Linked DNA regions of Homo sapiens: region 2 is linked to region 1. The links are chromatin loops, found by intact Hi-C in ENCODE. Cell type or tissue: Calu3. All regions are shown on one strand. Each heading gives the region's core, and the rest is flanking DNA. Links, peaks and the distances in the headings are about the cores only. Region 1 has its middle 11 kb from the start of PIK3C2G. Region 2 overlaps PIK3C2G (phosphatidylinositol-4-phosphate 3-kinase catalytic subunit type 2 gamma).

Region 1 (2,817 bases), core at 167-2,666:
CTGATATTTTAAGAAATAAAGTTAATAGAACTGTTAGTGACTAGGATAGCATTATGTTTTTGACCTTTCAAAGGTATTTACTGTTGAATAAAAATGATTACTTTCAGAGGAATGAATATCTAATGGTGGAATTTAATTGAAGATAGTTTGATACTATAAACTCTATTTCCAACATAAATTATATTGATAAAGTAACTACGTTTTCACTTTTTCTTTAAAATTGGTATTACTTGCTTCTCTTTCTCCCTGACTTCCACTACAAGTATTTTCCTTTTCATCCTACTCATGGTCCTCCTAGGCCCTGGTTAATCCATAAACCATGTTTCATAAATTAAATTGAATAGCACTTTAAAGCAAAGTATCGTATAAACAGCTTCCTGGCTAAGTAAGAAATAGAGCCAAGATCAATTAGTAATATCTATCATGGGCAGGAGCGACTGTTCACTACTAAATAAATTTGCTTCTCCAGATTTAGCCAAACAGTTGTATGATACCATTAATATTATTTGAACAGTATATATCTACATAGTCATTTAGCAACCAGGATTATAAATTAAACAGAAATTAGAAATTGAAAATCTTCTGCTAACTTTTTTCATTAAAAAAGTGAAAACTCAGAAATATCTTATATTTCACAAAGCTAAAATTTCAGAAATAAAACTGTCCTTTTTAAACTTTTCTTTACAAACCCATCTTAACTCGAATAAGCTTCCAACTAATAAATACTAATAGTTCCTTTTTAAAAAAAAAAAGCCTTTTAATAATATCACAGTGAAAATAATATTTCCTTGAAGGAGGTAAATGGGGGATGCCCTGTACACAGATCTTAACTCTAACTAATTGTAAGTTTAGCTCACTCAATGTAACCAGAATTAGTCAGAAAAATCTGATTTTCTCCTGTCTCAAGCAAACAAAATGTTAAGTTCACTAGTTTAGAAAATATCGACTGGAACTGCTAACAATTAGCTTGTTCTTATTATGGTGAAAATAGATTTATACATTTTATGTACTATATCTAGGTAATATAAAATGGCACATATTATGGAAGCAGGACAATTTTATTATTTAATTGTACCAACAGAAAAAAAAGTGAAATTGACAGAATTTTATTCCCAGTATAGCGGTCGAAAAACATTTTGTTATTATGAATTTGCCGTACATTATTGTCCTTTTTCATACTCCCAAAGGGAAAAAACATATTTGATTGAAAAATAATATATAGTTCTCATAAGGCATGATTTTTCTCATGTCCTAGTTCTTTTAGCCACAATCACGAGGAGCTTCTTGACATTTAGAGAAGCATTTCATTTCCAGAAGGTGGCGCTGTAGAATAGTTAAAAACGCAGGTTTGCTTTCCCTCAGAAACAAAGCAGATATTCCCTTCATTAACATCCAAGTTAACTGCAATTCTAAGAGTATTCAAATTAAATAAATGCCCTACTGCCCTTTCCTTGCTAACATTTTAAAATCACCATTTTCCTATGTCTGTGACCTAATTGTCTAGGCAAACTAGCAGTACAACAATTTAGAAAGTGCAATATTAAAAACAAAATAAGCAAAAATATTAAGGGATATGTTAGAAAAGTAGGCCAGGCTTACATGAGAAATACCAACTTCTGCTTTAACATTTAATAAAATTTATCTATAAATGCATTTGAATAGCATTTCATGCCATATAATTGTATTATACTCAAAATATACGTAAAATCAGAGAATTCATGTGCAAAATCAGATAATTAACTATAGAAATTCATGGATCTTCTAGTGATTATTTAAAATATTTCTGGCATTATTAAAACCTGAGGATTTAATAAGTGTATGGGGAAATTGAAGAAAGAGCAAAGAAATCAGAAAAGAGAGTAGAATTCCTTAATTCTTGAATTTTCTAGAGTTTTTAGAAATCTTTGCCTAGTAAAACATATGTAGCATTATATGTAATAAATTTCGACTACAGTAAATTGATCTGTTTTCTATGCAAAGACAGATGGAGAACATCTGTGATGTTGCCTGAGATTGTGAGTATTTATAGCACATTATTTATGTAAGCAACAAGAACCTATTCAGTGGTCAAATGAAAACTGTTATATTTAGAATGGAAAAGTCCACTTAAAACTGTCAACTTACAGTTTTTGGAAGAATTGGAAATTTTAGTCATAGTCATTTATATACTGGGAGCTTTTTTTTGTCTATTTGAGCCTTGTTGTTTACTACCTGTTATATCACACAAACTACAAATGCATCTCTAGTAAAACTCTAAGCATGTGATAACAGTAGACAATGACTAGAAATATATTTGAAATTCATCATGTGCAATGTATTTAGTGTAGCCTATAGTATCACAAATACATCAATGTGTCCCACTCTTACTTTTATGAAATTATCTTCACAATGCACCATGGTTTAAAATATCTGTTGAAATGGAAGGCATAGATCCATCACTTAAAATTTGAAGAGTCATACTATTATACTTAATCTGTTTTTCTTGAAATACGTAGCACAAATATTTGGATTCTTAAAAATTAATAATAACCATAGCTTGATTTTTGTTAAATTAAGGCTTTTCTATCATCTCAATTTACAATGTATTATAGAAATATGCATACCACAGTCATTTTCAGGATTTGGGAGGATGTCTGCAAATTAAGCTAGTAATTTATCTTAAGAAGAAAGGAATGAAGATACCAAAATTACACGTGACACTTTGTAATATTCATGTTTCTACTAACACACCATCTCTGAATGCAATAGACTCTACTCAAGTATTTTTAAATGTGTAAATGACACTTATTCTGTAAATACTTAAATTAGTTTTTTCCA
Region 2 (2,817 bases), core at 140-2,639, 52 kb after region 1:
GTAAGTCTGGTTTAGTGGTGATGAATTCTCTCAGTTTTTGCTTTCCAAGGAACAACTTTATATCTCCTTCATTTGGCAAGTATAACTTAGCTGTGTAGAGTATTCTTGGTTGAGAGTGGTTTCTTTTTTTCTTTCTTTGAGCATTTTGAATATATCATCTCATTCTTACATGGCCTGTAAAGTTTCTGCTGATAAATTTGCTGTTAGGCTGATGGCGATTTCCTTCCATGTGACTCAATGCTTTTCCCTTGCTCTTTTTACAATACTCTTTGTCTTTGGCTTTTGACAGTTTGGCTACAATGTGCAATGGAAAAGACCTTTTTGGGTTGAATCTATTTGGGGATTTTTGAACTTCCTATATATAGATTTCTAAATCCCTAGCAAAACTTGGGAAGTTTTCAGCTATTGTTTTATTATATAGGTCTGCTATGCCTTTGCCCATCTCCACTCTTTATAGAACACCCAAAATGTGAATATTTGGTTGCTTTATGGTGTCCCATATGTCACATAGGCTTTCTTTATTTTGAAAATATTGTTTTACTTTTTTTTTGTCTGACTGGGTTATTTCAAAAGACCTATTATGAAGTTCTGAAATTCTCTCTGCTTGAGCTAGTCTATTGTTAAAGCTCTTTGTTATATTTCTTATTTCATTCACTGAATTCTTTTGTTCCAGAATTTTTGTTTGTTCCTTTTTTATTATTTTTGTCTCTTTTTTTACTCTCTTATTTAGATCCTGAATTGTTTTTATGATTTTTTGTGCTGTTTGCTTGTGTTCTCTTGTATCTCACTGAGTTTTTTTCATATCATTATTTTAAAAAGTTATCTCATATATTTTCTTTTCTTTGGAATGAAATTCGTGGCTGGAGAGTTTTGTGTTCTCTTGAAGATTCATATTTCTTTGCTTTTTATATTTCTTATGTCTTTACACAAAATATATATGCTATTAGTGTAATAGTCACTTCTTCCAATTTTTTTGGATAGGCTTTCATAGAGGAAGACTTTTTCCTACAGATACATCTATAGTGTGGGTGGGTATACAACTTCAGCATTCTTTCTAGGCAAATACAGCAGTGATTTCTTGTGATTCCTTTAGCTGTAATCAGCATCAATGATTTCTGTAATTTCCTCAGTGGCTTAAGCTACAGTTGTTAGTTCAGGCAGTGGTGAGGCTTTGCTAGGGACAAGGATACTGGGTGAATTAAACCTCAGCTTCCAGTGTGGTAGTGGTGGACCAACCATGGCTGTCTTTGGGCTCCTGGGTAGCCTATGTGGGCACTGGATTTAGCAGGCTCAGGTGAACTGATGCTTGGGCTCCCAGGTGACTTCCTTGGGTGCCAGCAGTGGCAGCAGAGGGCCGAGTGGATAGGCAGGTTTTGGGGCCCCTGGCAGTGCGCCTACAATCAATGATGAAAGTAGCAGAGAAGAAGCAACACTCAGGCTCCCAGGAGGCTCACACTGGTGCTAGCAGTGGCAGTGACAAGGTGGGCAAGCCAATCCCTAAGTCCCCCAGTGGCTTGTGTGAATGGGTTCCAGCAGTGGTGGTGGTGCCATGCAATTCAGGCTTGTCCTCAGGCTCTATGATGGTGTTCACAGGAGTAGAATGTTATGGGTGGGCAGGGCGATCCTCAGGACTCTGGATAAGGTGCTTGGGCACTGATGACAGGCATTTTGGGCCTGTTTTGCAGCTCCCTGATGGTGTTCATGTGCACCAGTAGAAGCAGGCAGAGCAGCTCAATCCCCAGGTCCCCACCTCGCATGCTTGGGTCCTGGTGGGTCTTTTGTCAGGCCATCTGATGTTTTGCTGGTGTGTTTCAGGCATAGACAGGGTGGCATGATTCCCAAGGACCTGGGCAGTGTAGTTGGGCACTAGAGGTGTAGCACTAGATAGGGCAGAACTGTCCTCAGGGTCCCCAGTGGTACTTAGGAGTACAAGCTGTGATGGGCAGGATGCAGTGATTCCCAGCCCCACGGATATGTTTGGGTGCTATGTGGCAGGCAGGCTAAGTCTTTTGTCAGGCTTCCTCTTGGTGCACATGCATGGCTGGGTGGCAGACGAGGCAGGGTGATTCCCAGGGTCCCAGACGTTAGGCTTGAGCACGGGGTGGAGGGGCAGTGCAAACCAGAGCAGGCCTGTCCTCAGACCCCCCAGTGGTACACACAGATGCAGTAGGCTGTGGTAGATGGGCCTAACCTATGTGATTTAAGTAATTTCTTTTTCTTTTCTTTCTCTTTCTTTCTTTCCTTCTTTCTTTCTTTCTTTCTTTCTTTTCTTTTCTTTCTTCTTTCTCTTTCTTTCTTTCTCTTTCTCTCTCTTCTTTCTTTCTTTTCCTTTCTTTCTCTTTTCTTTCCTTCTTTCTCTCTTTCTCTCTCCTTCCTTCCTTCTTCCTTCCTTCCCTCCCTCCCTCTCTCCTTTCTTTCTTTCTTTCTCTTTCCTTTCTTTCCTTTCTCTCTTTCTCTCTCTCTCTTTCTTTCTTTCTTTCTGACACAGTCTCACTCTGTCACCCAGGCTGAAGTGCAGTGGCATGATCTTGGCTCACCGCAACCCCAGCCTCCCAAGTTATAATCAATTCTCCTGCCTCAGCCTCCAGAGTAGCTGGGATTACAGGCACGCACCACCACGCCTATCTAATTTCGAATTTTTAGTGGAGACAGGTCTTCACCATGTTGGTCAGGTTCACTCCTCATCTCCAGTGATCAGCCCACCTTGGCCTCTCAAAGTGCTGGGATTACAGGCATGAGCTGCCACACCCAGCCTAAGTAATTTCTTATCTCAAAAATCTTACTCTAAGTCTTTCTGTCTAATTTAACTTAAAAATA

Evidence for each region. A loop is a pair of places that touch in the nucleus more often than their neighbours do. Peaks named below come from ENCODE experiments on the same cell type or tissue, not always from the same donor. Only the 100,000 strongest peaks of a DNase experiment are listed, where the experiment ranks them.
Region 2: it touches region 1 in a loop (4-fold over the local background); 10 of 110 quality-filtered maps call a loop at or near these places.

The regions. Positions count from the first base shown.
Region 1 is chr12:18,249,189-18,252,005 of GRCh38, forward strand. It overlaps a transcript of PIK3C2G not described here. Among named protein-coding and RNA genes, the nearest start is that of PIK3C2G, 11 kb to the right of the region's middle. In Calu3, for the core only: a CTCF peak has its summit at 1,331 (motif pointing right); a DNase peak (open chromatin) is centred at 1,322.
Region 2 is chr12:18,300,874-18,303,690 of GRCh38, forward strand. The region is part of intron 5 of PIK3C2G (phosphatidylinositol-4-phosphate 3-kinase catalytic subunit type 2 gamma); the gene reads left to right. The region is part of intron 1 of LOC124902890 (a long non-coding RNA gene); the gene reads right to left. Among named protein-coding and RNA genes, the nearest start is that of PIK3C2G, 41 kb to the left of the region's middle. In Calu3, for the core only: no CTCF peak of the experiment used is centred there; DNase peaks (open chromatin) are centred at 1,388 and 2,008.